Linked DNA regions of Homo sapiens: region 2 is linked to region 1. A link is a loop called in an ENCODE intact Hi-C map of the cell type or tissue named here. Cell type or tissue: PC-9. All regions are shown on one strand. Region 1 has its middle 11 kb from the start of AKR1E2. Region 2 has its middle 19 kb from the start of UCN3.

Evidence for each region. Peaks named below come from ENCODE experiments on the same cell type or tissue, not always from the same donor. Only the 100,000 strongest peaks of a DNase experiment are listed, where the experiment ranks them.
Region 2: it touches region 1 in a loop (7-fold over the local background); 18 of 110 quality-filtered maps call a loop at or near these places.

Annotation. Positions count from the first base shown.
Region 1 is chr10:4,810,776-4,818,775 of GRCh38, forward strand. No RefSeq gene overlaps it. Among named protein-coding and RNA genes, the nearest start is that of AKR1E2, 11 kb to the right of the region's middle. RefSeq lists enhancers at 4,656-5,303, 4,740-4,789. In PC-9, CTCF peaks have their summits at 4,971 (motif pointing right) and 5,177 (motif pointing right); DNase peaks (open chromatin) are centred at 2,366, 4,250 and 4,651; H3K4me3 peaks cover 540 bases; H3K27ac peaks cover 1,028 bases.
Region 2 is chr10:5,380,437-5,388,436 of GRCh38, forward strand. No RefSeq gene overlaps it. Among named protein-coding and RNA genes, the nearest start is that of UCN3, 19 kb to the left of the region's middle. RefSeq lists an enhancer at 4,633-5,251. In PC-9, CTCF peaks have their summits at 3,770 (motif pointing left) and 3,975; a DNase peak (open chromatin) is centred at 3,765.

The DNA.
Region 1 (8,000 bases):
GTGTGTGTGTTTGAGAGAAGGCATAGGAAGTTGGAAGGAAGAGAAAGAGGGAAGGAGGGAGGAAGAGTAATAGAGAGAAATAGAAACAGAGAGTGCTGTGTGCATGTGTGTGACATGTGACAGTGTGAGAGTACCTGTGTTTGGAAAGAGCAAAACCAGACACATCACTGTCCACCAAATGCAAGGAAATTGTTTCTTCCCCAGCTTTGAGAACCTGAAAAAATTTTCTAGGAATCCTTCGGCAGCCTCTTGTCCCAGCATAAATGATTCACAGCCTAAAAAGAAAAGACTCCCCTTAGCTTATGAGTTCCTAAGTAGAAAAAGTCCTATTTGGGCTTAGGAGCCATTCCCCCCTCTAAATGATTCAATCCAATAGGGAAGGGGACCACAGGACAGGCTTACGCTCATCAGGACTGTCCTGATTCACGAAGAAAGGGGTGGCCAGGTTCTGCCAGTGTGGATGGAGGAGCAATGCTTGTTGAGTGGACGACCAGTAATGCCTGCCAAACTCCTTCCACTGGGTTCTCCTTTCCTAGTTCTGCAGTACAAGCTTCATGGTCTCAGCTTCTGCCCATCCATCAGTGTCCTTGTTAATGGAGGTGTTCAGGACCCTCTCCCATCACTTCTTCCTCCCCACTCTCCACTCACAACTTTGGGCCTGTCCACCGCCTGAATGCGCTTGACCTGGACATCCATTTATCTAGGAGAGCTATCTCACTTGTGTTCAAATTGGTATTCTCTCCAATAGATAAGACAGAAAATCTGAACTAATCACACACACTTATACACACACAAATGCACTCACACTCAGACACACACATTCATACACAGACATGCACAGAAATACAGACACACACATACACACACACACCAACACATGCACAGACACACAGACACCCTCAGACACACAGAGACACACACAAACACACACAAACTCATGGACACACACACAATGACACAGATGCACAGACTCATTCCAAATCTTTCCTCTTGCCTTGCACTTTTATGATTAGTGAATTAAATCATAACCCACACCATTACCCAAGCCAGGAACCAGTGAATATTCCTGGCTGTTACTCCTCTCTTGAGCCCCACAGTTGCTGCAAGGAGTTGTGTCCTGCTGATGGCTCCCCTTCCACATGTCTCACCACCTTCTCCTCTCCTGCACACTCTGAGATTGTTTAGTGCAGGCCTGTACAATTGCACACAGGTGCTGCCTGTCACCCCAACAGCAGGCTTGTTCTCTCCATCTGCACCCAGAGAGAGGCTTTGCAGCTGGGGGTGCGAATGTGGCAGAATTTCCATCCTTTCCAACACACATTCATTTTATGGCCCAGAATGTGTTCTCTTCTCTCTTGGTGAATGTCCCAAATGCCTGTGAGCAGAATGTGTATTTGCTTCAATTGGGTGTGGTCACTAATGTCCCGGGCAGGGTAGAGTTGTCCAGCTCTTCTGTCTTTCCACAGATTGTCTAGGCACTGATTCTATCCATTACTGTGTTGAAATCTCTAGCTAGAATTGCAGACTTATTTCCCCTTTTCAGTTCTATCAGCTTTTGATTCCTGTATTTTGAAACTCCAATATGAAGCCCACACTCATTTAGGATTAATATGGAAGCCAGCCTTTAAATAAGAATTTTATCTTAAAATTAATATCACTCTGTCATCTTAAGAAGATGTGAGGCCTGTGAGAGCAGGTACTGTGTATTTTGTGTCTGTATTCTTTCTGTTTCACACTGCAACCATAATCGATGATGAATAAATAATGTTCCCTCTTGAAGATCTGGTCCCTGTCTCCAGGGCAGTGCTATGTAAAAAAAAAAGAGCAAATTCCTGCCTTCTAAACACTCCTCCACACCAACAAACACACTGTGCTAGGAAAGCAGCAGTGATGAAGGTGCTGGGCCTCCGGTGGAAAGGTAACACACATTTCCCATCCTCGGGAGCTTGCAGCACCGGCAGGCGGGCCGTTACACAGATAACACAGTATGCTTCTATGCCAGGGTGGACCCAGGAGTCCGTCCTCCCTGTCACTTACGAGACTGGAGTCCTGGAAAAGTTACTGAACTTCTCTGTGCCTTGGTTTATCCATCATGAAAGTCGGGTTAAAAAGAATACCCCACCCCTAGGGTGGAAGTGGGACTTGCTTGAATTGAAACAGTTGGTTTTTAAGTATTTTGCATAGCTGTTATTATTAAATTAACATCAAAAAAGTTGCCTGGTTATTTTAATATGGTCTTCACATAGGCAGTACAGCCGGCCAGATTTAGCATTTGCATTTATAACTGAGTCTCTCTTCTGCCTCCGTGAGACTTCCCAGGAGTTGCTTTGATGCTGCAGGGAGTCACACATCTCCAGATGCATCACTGGTGACTCAGCAAGCACCTGACCTGGTCCGTTACACATGGGGCTTATGTGCTTAACTCCTATGCGATGATGATTCTTCTCTAGTTCTTGGGGGTCGTTCCCTTTCTCCTACTGTACTGGCTGTTTAAAGTCAGCACTGTATGAGTTGCATACATAAGCCAAATGTCATTGACTTCTTCTTTTTTTTTTTTTTTTTGACAGTCTTACTCTGTTGCCCAGGCTGGAGTGCAGTGGTGTCATCTCGGTTCATTGTAACCTCTGCCTCCTGGGTTCAAGCAATTCTCGTGCTTCAGTCTCCAGAGTAGCTGGGATTACAGGCATGAGCCAACGTGCCCAGCTAATTTTTTTTTTTTTGTATTTTTAGTAGAGACAGGATTTTGCCACGTTGGCCAGGCTGGTCTCAAACTCCTGGTCTCAAGTGATCAACCCACCTTGGCCTCTCAAAGTGCTGGCATTACAGGCATGAGCCCTTGAGCCCAGCATAGATGTCATTGAAATTCAAGGGGGAAATCATTTGGAATGATCACAGCGACTGGTCCAGAGATGACTAACAGCTTAAAATGACCCCACCTGAAACAGCGGCGATCAGTGGAATGTCCAAGTATATATATATATATTTTTTTAATGAAGCTCTTTTGGACCAGAAACCCTAAGAATGTTTAGTCTGGAGTTCCATAATTATAAAAAAAATCTTCTGAAGTTAATCACCGTTTTTATCTGAAACCATACTCTAACTCAGTAACTCTTTCTCAGGGTTTACTTTCTCTTGAGCCACAAGCATCCATTTGTCCCCTACCAAAGGGACTAGACTTTCATGATGGATAAAAGGACACTAGTGCCAGGTAGCTTCTGCTTCTAAATTTTGGTTTAAAAAATGAAACATCTCCTTTTAGATATTCTAAAAAGTCATCTCCCCTAAAATCATGAAGCCTGGTTTATAAACTTTATAGAAGAAACTAGGTCTTTGAGGCTAACACATATTAGTGTATTAAAAAATACGGTAAACCAGCCGGGCACAGTGGCTCACGCCTGAAATCCCAGCACTTTGGGAGGCCAAGGCAGGTGGATCACTTGAGGTCAGGAGTTTGAGACAAGGCTGACCAACATGGTGAAACCCCGTCTCTACTAAAAATACAAAAATTAGCCAGGCTTGGTGGCATGCTCCTGTAATCCCAGCTACTCGGGAGGCTGAGGCACGAGAAAGGCTTAAACCGGGAGGCAGAGGTTGCAGTGAGCAGAGCTCCCATCACTACACTCCAGGTTGGTCAACAGAGCAGGACTCTGTCTCAGGAAAAAAAAAAAAAAAAAAGGTAAACAAACATTGCCTTAAACAAAAATTGTATCTTATAAGATTTTACAAGTTGCACATTATCAACACATTCTAGTTAAATGCTTAAAAATTACTTCACAATTAACCCTATGGATTTTTAAAAGAAGGAAAGCTTAGACACAAACTCAGGAGCCAGATTGTTTTCCAACCCTTGGGCCTGCCACTTACTAAGTGTACCAGCCTCCCTCGGAGTCACTCTATTCCTCGTGGAATCTGAATAGTAAGTGTACACTTGACAGAACATACGGAGTGGTAATGTGAAACAAAAATATAGAATATTTAAAGGACTTACCTAACAGTAAGAAAAAAAATAAGTTCACTTAAAAGTGTTTTTATTTTCTTATTTGCAAAACACCCCTTATTGTGGTAAGGTCTAACAATATACTATACATGTAAAAGTTTTACAGAAAATTACTGTAGCTTTCGATAATTTAATATATAACTGAAATACTTGAGATGGCATAATTCGATTTTATGTCAGTAATATCGAGTGAGACTAATCAAGATAGCAAGATTATGTTGCAAAATTAAAATGAGGAAATTGAGAGGATTTCTCAGGCTTCTGTGAGTCACTGCCTGGGCTGTATTAATAGTTTCATTGTGCTAGGTGCAGTGGCTCATGCCTGTAATCCCAGCACTTTGGGAGGCCAAGGCGGGCGAATCACCTGAGGTCAGGAGTTCAAGACCAGCCTGGCCAACGTGGTGAAACCCCGTTTCTACTAAAAATACAAAAATTAGCTGGGCATGGTGGCAGGCGCCTGTAATCCCAGCTACTCGGGAGGCTGAGGCAGAAGAATCGCTTGAACCCGGGAGGCGGAGGTTGCAGTGAGCCGAGATTGCACCATTGCACTCCAGCCTGGGTGACTATAACGAAACTTCGTCTCAAAAACAAAACAAAACAAAGCGAAAAAACAAAAAAAGTTTCATTGTTTCACCTCCACACAGCTCTGTCTGCATTTTGAGCAATGGCCACCAGAGGGCAGGAAGAACCAATCTATAAAGCACACAAGGGTTTCACCAACTTTGAAGTCCTCCGTTAGAAGGCAAGTTGTCCACTAATATGTAGGAACGATTAATGGCCACCAGAGGGCAGGAAGAACCAATCTATAAAGCGCACAAGGGTTTCACCAACTTTGAAGTCCTCCGTTAGAAGGCAAGTTGTCCACTAATATGTAGGAACGATTAATGGCCACCAGAGGGCAGGAAGAACCAATCTATAAAGCGCACAAGGGTTTCACCAACTTTGAAGTCCTCCGTTAGAAGGCAAGTTGTCCACTAATATGTAGGAACGATTAATGGCCACCAGAGGGCAGGAAGAACCAATCTATAAAGCGCACAAGGGTTTCACCAACTTTGAAGTCCTCCGTTAGAAGGCAAGTTGTCCACTAATATGTAGGAACGATTAATGGCCACCAGAGGGCAGGAAGAACCAATCTATAAAGCGCACAAGGGTTTCACCAACTTTGAAGTCCTCCGTTAGAAGGCAAGTTGTCCACTAATATGTAGGAACGATTAATGGCCACCAGAGGGCAGGAAGAACCAATCTATAAAGCGCACAAGGGTTTCACCAACTTTGAAGTCCTAACTTAGAAGGCAAGTTGTCCACTAACATGTAGGAACTATTTTTAATTATACCATTATTTTCCCTCAATTTTATTTATAAATTAATGAATTCACAAAATATTTCCAAAGCTCAAGTGAAGTACATCCTAATCAACTTGATTTACAATTTGTGATTTTTCTCTGAATCAATCTATAAATAATCAATAAGAAGATAATTATTTAGAAAATGAGGCTCCGAAAAATATGTTGGCTTTACATTTTTTGCCTGTGCAAGTAAATATAAAAATGTCTTTTCTCACATTTCTTCCATTTATAAACCGTTTTTAAAAATCATAAATTAAGACATGTGTGTTTTAAAAGTCTCACAACATGCAGCATTTTAAAAATTGTCTTATGCTTTACTGCTCCCTCCCGTAGGTAATCACTGTTACATTTCTCATTTACTGCAAAATTCTCTGTGCATATGGAGCACATAGATGGATAGATAGATGGGGTGTGTGTGTGTATATGAATGTGTATGTGTCTTTGGGGTGAGTGTGTCTATGTGGGTGTATGTATGTGTGTCTATTTGTGTTTATTTGTGTCTCTGTGTATGTGTATGCATATTACATATGTGTATGCACGTGTGTGTATACAGTATATGTGTGTGTGTCTGTGTACTTGTGTCTGTGTATTTGTGTGTCTGTGAGTACATCTTTGTGTGTATGTCTATGTGCCCATGTCTGTGTATTTGTATGTATGTATGTGTGTATTTACATATGTGTATGTTTGTATATGTATGCATATGTGTATATGTGTGTGTATGTATATACAGTATATTAAGTGTTTGAATGTATGTATCATATTTATCAAATTCCACGTTGTATTAATTGTTCTCACACTGCTATAAATGACTACCTGACACTGGGTCATTTATGAAGAAAAGAGGTTTAATTGACTCACAGTTCTGCATGGGTGGGGAGGCCTCAGGAAACTTACAACCTTGGCAGAAGGCAAAGGGGAAGCCAGCACATCTTAACATGGCCGATCAGGAGAGAGAGAGAGGGAAGCGGGTACTGTCACACACTTTTAAACCATCAGATCTCATGAGAACTCACTATCACGAGAACAGCAAGGGGGAATCTGCCCCCATGATGCAATCACCTTCCACCTGGTCCCTCCCCCAACACTGGGAATTACAAGTCAACATGAGATTTGGGTGGGGACATAAAGCCAAACCATATCACACGTCTTGCTTTTTCACTGAATGTGGGACCTTGGACACTTTCCCTATCAGCATGTGTGGCTGCACCACATGGATTTCAGTAGTGGCAGAATATTCCCTTCTATAGATTCCACAATTCATCCAATCAGTCTTTATTCTTCCAATTTAAGGCAAAACAAATTCCAATGTAAAAGCTTAAGGCCAGGCGCAGTGGCTTACACCTGTAATCCCAACACTTCGGGAGGCCAAGGTGGGCGGATCACGAGGTCAGGAGATCGAGACCATCCTGGCTAACATGGTGAAACTCCATCTCTACTAAAAATACAAAAAATTAGCTGGGCGTGGTGGCAGGCGCCTGTAGTCCCGGCTACTGGGGAGGCTGAGGCAGGAGAAAGGCGTGAACCCGGCAAGCAGAGCTTGCAGTGAGCCAAGATTGTGCCACTGCACTCCAGCCTGGGCGACAGAGCAAGAGTCCGTCTCAAACAAAACAAAACAAAACAAAAAAACAACTTAAATTAATATTAAAAATAGTTGTTGTTTCCTTCCAGTGGACTTAATTCCAACCAGGCTGGTGAAGAAGCCAGTTGGATAGCCAGTCCCTGCTGAAGGTGGATGGCCCCTGCTCTTGTCTCCCGGTTATCAGGCTCTCGCTGCTTTTGGGCCAGAGGAACAGGGCGTCCTCCTTGAGGCTGCGAGTCGTCCCTCTGAGTGCCTCTCACCAAGGGATGAAGCAGCAGCCATTTGGCCAGAGAGCAGTCACTCACCCATCCTTGGGTCCAGGAGAGGCATTGCAGGCTTTACCCTCAGATCTTTCTTTCCAAAGCTCCTTCTCTTCACCCTGTATCCAGGGCACTTGGCCTGAAGAGCCTTTGTCTTCTGGAAGCTTCTGCTGCCTTCCCTGCCCAGATCCCTCAGACAAGGAGCTGTAAGGCCCAACTCCAGGAGGAAATAAAGGAAGAGGGAAGAAGGAGAAGCAGAGAGAGGAGAGATGCATAAATTAATACCTCCAGAAGCAGCCTTGCTACAGACACATCATTTGTTCCTATTTTTTTCTCTGTGTCACACAGTGCTATAATGCAGAGGAACTGCTGCTTCGAAGGGTACGTGCCTGCACAGTCTGAGATTGGCAAGTTGCTATCCCCTGTGTGTCCCCATCGAGGGGGACAAGACCCTTTCCTTCCACATTCTCATGTGTACACGACGGGGCTTTAACATTTACTCATATATATACCATCTTCTTGTCATCTAGAGTTTCAATTCTTTCATTATAAAGAATGTGGTAATTGTTCATTTGTTTACATCTTTATCATTTATATTATTCTCCTAAATTCTTGCCCAAGACATTTGAAGCACCCTAAAACAAGAAGGCATATCTGGGTAGTTCAAACTAAGATTTTATGAAAAGATGCAAATCATTTACAGAAAGGACAAATATATTCTAGACATCTGAGATTGAATTGTTGTAAATTTGACTATGAGCTATAAAAGCTGACATATAATATCAACAATATTATTATCTAATATTATCTAATATTAG
Region 2 (8,000 bases), 570 kb after region 1:
GGGACTTCGAGCGTGTACCACCACACCTGGCTAATTTTTCTATTTTTTGTAGAGACGAGGTCTTGCCATGTTGCCCAGGCTGGTCTTGAGCTCCTGGGCTCAAGTGATCCACCCACCTCGGTCTCCCACAGCACCTCATGTCTCCACCCACCTCGGTCTCCCACAGCACCTCATGTCTCCACCCACCTCGGTCTCCCACAGCACCTCATGTCTCCACCCACCTCGGTCTCCCACAGCACCTCATGTCTCTGTCACTTTAGCTCTTGGCTCGTCAATCTCGCTCACGGGGCTCCTGTCTTAATCTGTGGTAATCTCAGTACACGTGTAGATGACCTCTCCCACACCTGGCCTCTCAGCTCCTTAAACATTTCCACTCCCATGACCCTGACCTGCCTCCTGCCTCACCACTCGCTCCCATGACTTTGTCATTACAAGTCACAAACTTTCTGACCACCATGTCCTGTCTTTCCAGCTCACCCTTCCTAGGACAGCAACTCCAACCATCTCCCAACCTCCCCGAAGCCAATAATCCACGGATCCTGCTACCTTTTCACCATCCACCATCCCTCCCGCCACGTCCCGACCTCTCTTCCCTCCTTGCCCGTCTAAATGCCAGAGTGGATTTTATCATCCCTCACTGTGCACACCTGAGATTCCCTCGTTCCACATTTGCCTTGTTTTATTCATTCAAACACGCCATTATTCTGCCCTTGAACCCTGAAGCTTAACACAGCTTAAAACCCACACACACACACCACACACATGCACACAACACACAACACACCACACACCACACACACACACCCCCCACACCACACACACACCCCCCACGCACACACTACACCACACACCCCACACACACCACACACACCACACACCACACCACACACCCCACACACACCACACACCCCACACACACCCCACACACACCCCACACACACCACACACACACACCACACACCACACACCCCACACACACACCACACACACCACACACACACCCCACGCATACACACCACACACCCCACACACCCCACACACACCACACACACCCACCACACACACACCCCACACACACACCACACACCAACCACACACCACACACACCACACCACACACACACACCACACACACCACACACCACACACACCACACACACATACCACACATCCACATATATCACAGACATACACATACCACACCATACACACAACACACACACACACACACACACACACACACACACAGACTGATCTCTCCTTAGAATCCTCACTGGACTCCTCAGATGGGCTCTTCAGATGGCCCAGCGTTTACACCACGCTTCCTTCACCACTCCTGCCCCTACTTCTTAGACTTTCACTCATTTTCTTCTCTCCGCAGACCTCTAGTATATCCTTCCCTTTCCAACCTCAGCTGCTGACTTTACTCCCTTTTCATTAAGAAAATGGGGTGTTTCAGAAGCACGATTTCACAGAAACCTCACCACCGTGTCTTCGCCCGGAGAGCACCTGTACTCACACACTCTGCCTTCCTTCCTATTGAGTTAGTTGAATTGTCCGTGCATCTGTGTAGGGACAACCTCTGTGTCACACTCTAAGTTCCCATCCCCTCTCACCCACTTAAGACATGGATCCAACAACCTTTCTGTCTTCCTCCCACATCTTTGATGCCACCTCCCCCTCTGCATCATTCACACTAGCAAGCAAACCCATTTTTCTTTCTCCAATGCTAGAAACAATACTTTTTAAAAAATAAAAATGGAGACAGGGTCCCACTATGTTGCTCAGGCTGGTCTCAAACTCCTGGGCTCAAGCAATCTTCACGCATCCACCTCCCAAAGTGCTGGGATGACAGGTGTGAGCCACCGCACCCAGCCAACAACTCTTGACTTATCGCCTCTTCCAGAGAGTAGCACGTTACTCTGCCTTCTTTTACAGCAACGCTCTGACAATTTCTCTATACTCTCTTCTTTCTCTCTCCATTCAACCCCCATTAATCCGGCTTGCATCCCTATCATTCCACTGAACCCTCTCTTCAAGGTCAGCCTAAATCCAGCACCCAAGCCCCAGCCCTCACTCACATGACTTAGGAGTATCCTGTAACACATGGGACCACGACCATGACCTCCTCCTGGATAGACTTTTTTCCAACTGGGCTTCCAGGACACTCCACTGCTTTCCTTCTCCCTCCGTGGCTCCCCCTTCTAAATCTTCATTGCTGGTTCTGTTACCAGAAAGGGATCCTGATTCAGACCCCAATAGAGAGTTCTTGGATCTCATGCAGAAAAGAACCCAGGGCAAGTCCAAGGGCCAAAGCAAAGGAATTGAAAGAGCAACTACTCCATAGACAGAGTAGGATGGTCCCGAAAGTAAGAGGAGGAACCTGTCCCCCCTAGGTACAATGCTAGTTTATATATAGGACAAAAGAAGATTGGGGGGATGTCCCCTGCTACAAGGGTTTGTGATAAAGGATTAATTTTCTTAATTACTATTTTTTGCAAGAATCAATATTATTATATTTAAAGCAAACTTAGGCATGCTTCTGTTCTCAAGATATCAGGACATCAGGACACTCCCAAGTCTGAGTCTGTTTAGTAAATGTTATCAATCTGTTCCCTTAACCATAAACATCTTGAGGCCAGGAATACCCAACTTTCTGGGAGTCAGCCCAGCAAGTCCCAGCCTCATTTTCCTAGCGCTCACTCAGGATGGAGTCGGTCTGGTTTGAACTCCTCTAATAGTTCCTCTTACTAGTAATGTTCTCTCCTCAAATATCTGCTGCCTCCCTTGTCACTCCCTTGAAGTCCTTGTCAAAGCTGCTTTCTTTGGAGGCTACAATGCCCACTTTTTTGAAGCTGCAATCCATTCCCTCTTAGTGTCCTCTACTTTTCCCCAAGAGCACCTGCCATCTTTTAACCTGTGGTATAATTTACTACCTTATAGTGTTTATTGTCTTTCACTACAACATAAACTCCATGAGGACTGGGGTTTCTTCTGTTTTGTTCAATGCTGTGTCCCCCATGTCTGGAACTGTGACGAGCACGTGATGGGTGCTCAATAAATAATTGTAAGTGAATCCATTAAATAAGGATGTACTGAAGCTGCTGTGATAAGGAAGCTGTGCCAACTTGGCATTTCAAATACAGCGTTTATAATATTTAAGAGTGTTTGGCCTAATACAATCGTAGTCAGCCATGTAATTCCAATTTTAGAAGTGTAAATGTTGTCAATAAATTTACACTTGTGATCTTAAGTACAAATCTTAATCACTTGTAGACAGCTTTAGAACAGTGAAGAGTACTTAATTACCATAGGTATAGTTTAATTTATTAGATTTTTAAAGAATTATTTACAGTACTTGGGAAAGTTTGTCAAAACCCTCAAAAGAAAATAGAATATATTAAATTTATAGGCAACCTAAAATATTTAAGAGCATTTATCTAAGACTGTAAAAGAGACCCAAAATTCATGTGTATTCCCTTTAAAAGTGATTATACAAATTTTCTAGGCTTATGAATAATAAGATTCACAAGCTGAATGCAAAACCTTAAGAAAGACTGTGGTTATTATCTTTAGTAGATTATTAACTTTTAAAAACAAAAGAAAATCTATAAATAGTATTTTTCTCGATGCGTCAGTACTCATGTACACACACACACACACACACACACACACACACACACACACACACACACACACACACAACCTCTAGAGCATGAAAAACTCATCTCAACAGTGGATCAGTTATTTAAGGACTTCACTAGTGCCCTCCAGTGGCTGAACAGAGAAACAACACATGTACGTTGAAGAATAAATTTTATTTTATTTTACTTTATTTCTTTGAGACAGTCTTGTTTTGTTGCTCAGGCTGTAGCACAGTGGTGCAATCACGGCTCACTGCAGCCTCAACATCCTGGGCTCGTGTGGTCCTCCCACCTCATCCTCCCAAATAGTTGGGACCAAAGTTGCATGCCACGCCTGGCTAATTTTTTTTTTTTTTTTAAGCAGAGACAGGGTCTCACTATGTTGCCCAGGCTGGTCTCGAATTCCTGGGATCAAGTGATCCTCTCTCCTTGGCCTCCCAAAATGCTGGGATTATAGGCATGAGCCACTGCACCTGGCCAATAAATGTTAAATACTTAGTAAAAGCCTAATAAAAATGTAAGGCACTACGTAGGACATACACATTAAACATTTTTTTCATCAGTGAGTACTTACTACAAATTTTCAATGCAGTGAGACATTTCATGGTGTGTCTCCACTGTCCATAAACCCTGGGGTGGAGCAGACAGGTGCTCTGGGAGCTCAGAGAGGACACAAGGAGGAAGATTCTGGAAGTTTCATGGAGCAGGTAACAATAGAACTGGGCTCTAAAGTAGGAATTACATCTGCAGGAAATTAAAATATTTTACCCCAAAATATTTAACTTTTTTTTTTTTTTTTGAAACGGAGTCTTGCTCTGTCGCCTAGGCTGGAGTGCAGTGGCATGACCTTGGCTCACTGCAACCTCCGTCTCCTGGGTTCAAGCAATTATCCTGCCTCAGCCTCCCAAGTCGCTGGGATTACAGATGCCCACTACCATGCCCGGCTAATTTTTTTGTATTTTTAGTAGAGACGGAGGGGTCTCACCATCTTGGCCAGGCTGGTCTTGAACTCCTGACCTCATGATCCACCCGCCTCGGCCTCCCAAAGTGCTGGGATTACAGGTGTGAAACACTGCATCCAGCCATTTAACATTTTTTTTTAAAATGACTGCCACTAGGCCAGCAAATGGAAGTGGCCTTGCAAAGTTGGGGCTTTTGGGGGGAAATTTTGCATCTGTAGAGGATCTCTATGAATGCAGCCATAACCCCACCCCACTTCCTTTATCTTACCCAGATCCAGGAGAGGTTGGGATTCTGACCCTTGAAAGTCTAAAAGAAGCATTTACTATCTATTCTCTCTGAGGGAGACTTCATCTACATAACAAGGCCACCTGTGCTAGCCAAGCCTCTTCCTCTCTCCCTCTCATCAACAGTCTTGCCACTCAACTTCATTGACCAACATAACCTGTTTCTGGCCCTGCTCCGAGTCTGCCCTCTTTACTGTGGCCTCAAGATAGGACATAAGTTCCTGTACCTCTTTGGAAAGTTGTGTCAGAGGTGTTCAAACCAGAGCGACTCCATCTTGAGTGAGGGCTAGAAAATGAGGCTGGGACTTGCTGGGCTGCATTCCCAGAAAGTTAGATATTCGTAGTCTCTAGATGTTTATGGTCAAGGAAACAGATAATTAATGTTTACTAAATAGAGGCAGACTTAGGAGTGTCCTGATATCCCGATATCTTGAGAACAGAAGCATTCCTAATTTTCCTTTAATGATAATAATATCAATTTTTGCAAAATATAGTAATTAGAAAATTAATCCTTTATCACAAATCCTTGTAGCAGAGCATATCTCCCATGATGATTTAATATTATATATAAACAAGTATTATACCTAGGGTAGACAGGTTCCTCCTCTTACTTTCGGGACCATCCTCCTCTGTCTATGGAGTAGCCGCTCTTTCACCACTTTACTTTCTTAATAAACTTGCTTTTGCTTTGCCCTGTGGACTTACCCTGAATTGTTTTTTATGCGAGATCCAAGAACCTTCTCTTGAGGTCTGGATCAGGACCCCTTTCCGGTAACAGTTGAGTCTTCATCCTGAAGGCTCCCGTATATACACATTAAACAAATTTGTTTGCATTTTCTCCTGTTAATCAATCTGCCTCATGCCAGTGATTTTCCAGCAAACCTTGAGGGGACCAATGGCCGTGGCCCCCACACATCACATGATCATGGAGGAAAAAGGATATGCTGGGAAACGGGGGCAAGTCTGGTTGGAATGGAACGCACACAATGACAGTGAAGAATGGAAGAGAAGTTTGAGTCAGAGCTTGCTGGGACAGTCTCTGCGTGCCACACACAGGAGTTTGGGCCTTAGGTTCAGGCGATGGGGAATCATTAAAGCTTTGAGCGAAGGAGCAGGGTAATCCAAGCTGTGCTTCAGAAGGTTCAGTCGGAGAGTAGTGGGTCGGTTGGGTCAGGAAGACAAAACGAAAAGCAGAAGAGCATTTAGACCCCAGTGCACTGGTGAAGGGGAGAATAGTTGAAGAGAAAGAAGGGAATGTGTTCTGGACACATTACCAAAGTAGAATTGATGGAATTCATTCTTCTATTAAAATAAAAACTTTAAACAAATCATATTTAACAGAGTTCAATTGAGCTAAGAACAATTCAAGAATCAGGCAGCCCTGGAACCAGAATAGGTTCAGAATGACTCCAGAGCAGCCACATGGTTGGATTTAATGCACAGAAAAAGGACAGTGACATATGGAAAATGGAAGTGAGGTACAGCTGGATGGATTACACCTCGGCCTCTGCCTTCTTTGAACACAGTTTGAACAGTTGGCTACATGCAGTTGGCTGAAACTATAAGAGTAAGTGACAGGCCAGGCATGGTGGCTCACACCTGTAATCCCAGCACTTTGGGAGGCCAAGGCAAGTGCATCACCTGAGGTCAGGAGTTCGAGACCAGCCTGGCCAACATGGCAAAACCCCATCTCTACTAAAAATGACACAAATTAGCCAGCCATGGCACGCACCTGTAATCCCAGCTACTGGGGAGGCTGAGGCAGGAGAATTGATTGAACCCAGGAGGTGGAGGTTGCAGAGAGCCAAGAGAGCGCCACTGCACTCCAGCCTGGGCAACAAGAGTGAAACTCTGTCTCAAAATAATAATAATAATAATAATAATAAAGAGAGAGAGAAGGTGACAGACTGTTGACACATCCCGTTAGGTCACAGTTCACAATTGTGAAAAGAAAATAAAAACATAGGACCCCAATTCACTCTGCCATAGGAAAAAAGTTAAGCTGAAAGCTGAGTCATACAACAAGCTGCCTTTCCTTTTGTTCTTACTCAGACAGCTACAGACAAAAGGTTAAATATCTCCTTCACTGGTAGCTACTCTAGGGTTACCTTATCTTATATAAGGTGGCAATTTACTGAGCACAAGACGAAAATATCAGTGACTATTCGCCCACGTGCTCCCTTTCTCCTGAACATGTGGATCCGGTAATGGGACCATACCCTCTCTCTTTCATCTCCAGCCCACCCTTCCCTTTTAAGTATTGAAACCCTCGGACAGGTGTGGTGGCTCATACCTGTAATCCCAGCACTTTGGGAGGCCAAGGCAGGCGGATCACCTGAGGTTGGGAGTTCGAGACCAGCCTGACCAACATGAAGAAAGGCCGTCTCTACTAAAAATACAATTAGCCAGGCATGGTGGTATGCGCCTGTAATCCCAGCTACTCGGGAGGCTGAGGCAGGAGAATCACTTGAACCCAGGAGGCAGAGGTTGCAGTGAGCCGAGTTCACACCACTGCACTCCAGCCTGGGCAACAAGAGTGAAACTCTGTCTCAAAAAAAGAAACCCTCAAAGTCATCTTTGCAGAAAGGCACAGACTGCAGACTGTTTCTGTGATTCCATGTTTATTTCTTTCAAGCATGTCCTTTACCCTGGCAAAATGAACTTCTAAATTGATTGAGACCTGTCTCAGATACTTTTTTCATTTACACCATGTACAGAGAAACATTTAGACCCAACTTACAATACGTAGGGAGGCTGAACGTAATCTAATACTACATAGAGAGCAAGCAATGGGCTGGGGCACAGTCAAAAATGATGATGTTGCCTAGGACCTGCTTAAGTGGGAAAGCGATGCCATAACCACTGAAGGAAGAACAGATTTCATTTGAAAAAACAGTTTTTCCAGGGGGAAGTTAAATTTAAGTGTAGCTAAAACATCTGTGAGGATAGGTCCAACAAGTGGGCGGAAATTTTAGTATAAGACTCAAGAAAGAAAGAAAACTTAGACAGTTGTAACAGTTACCGCATAGTGATACTGTGGTTGTGAGTAACATAAATAAGGGCAGGGGAGAGAACCAAGTGTGTCTCCATTAGAGGAAGACAAGGAGGCA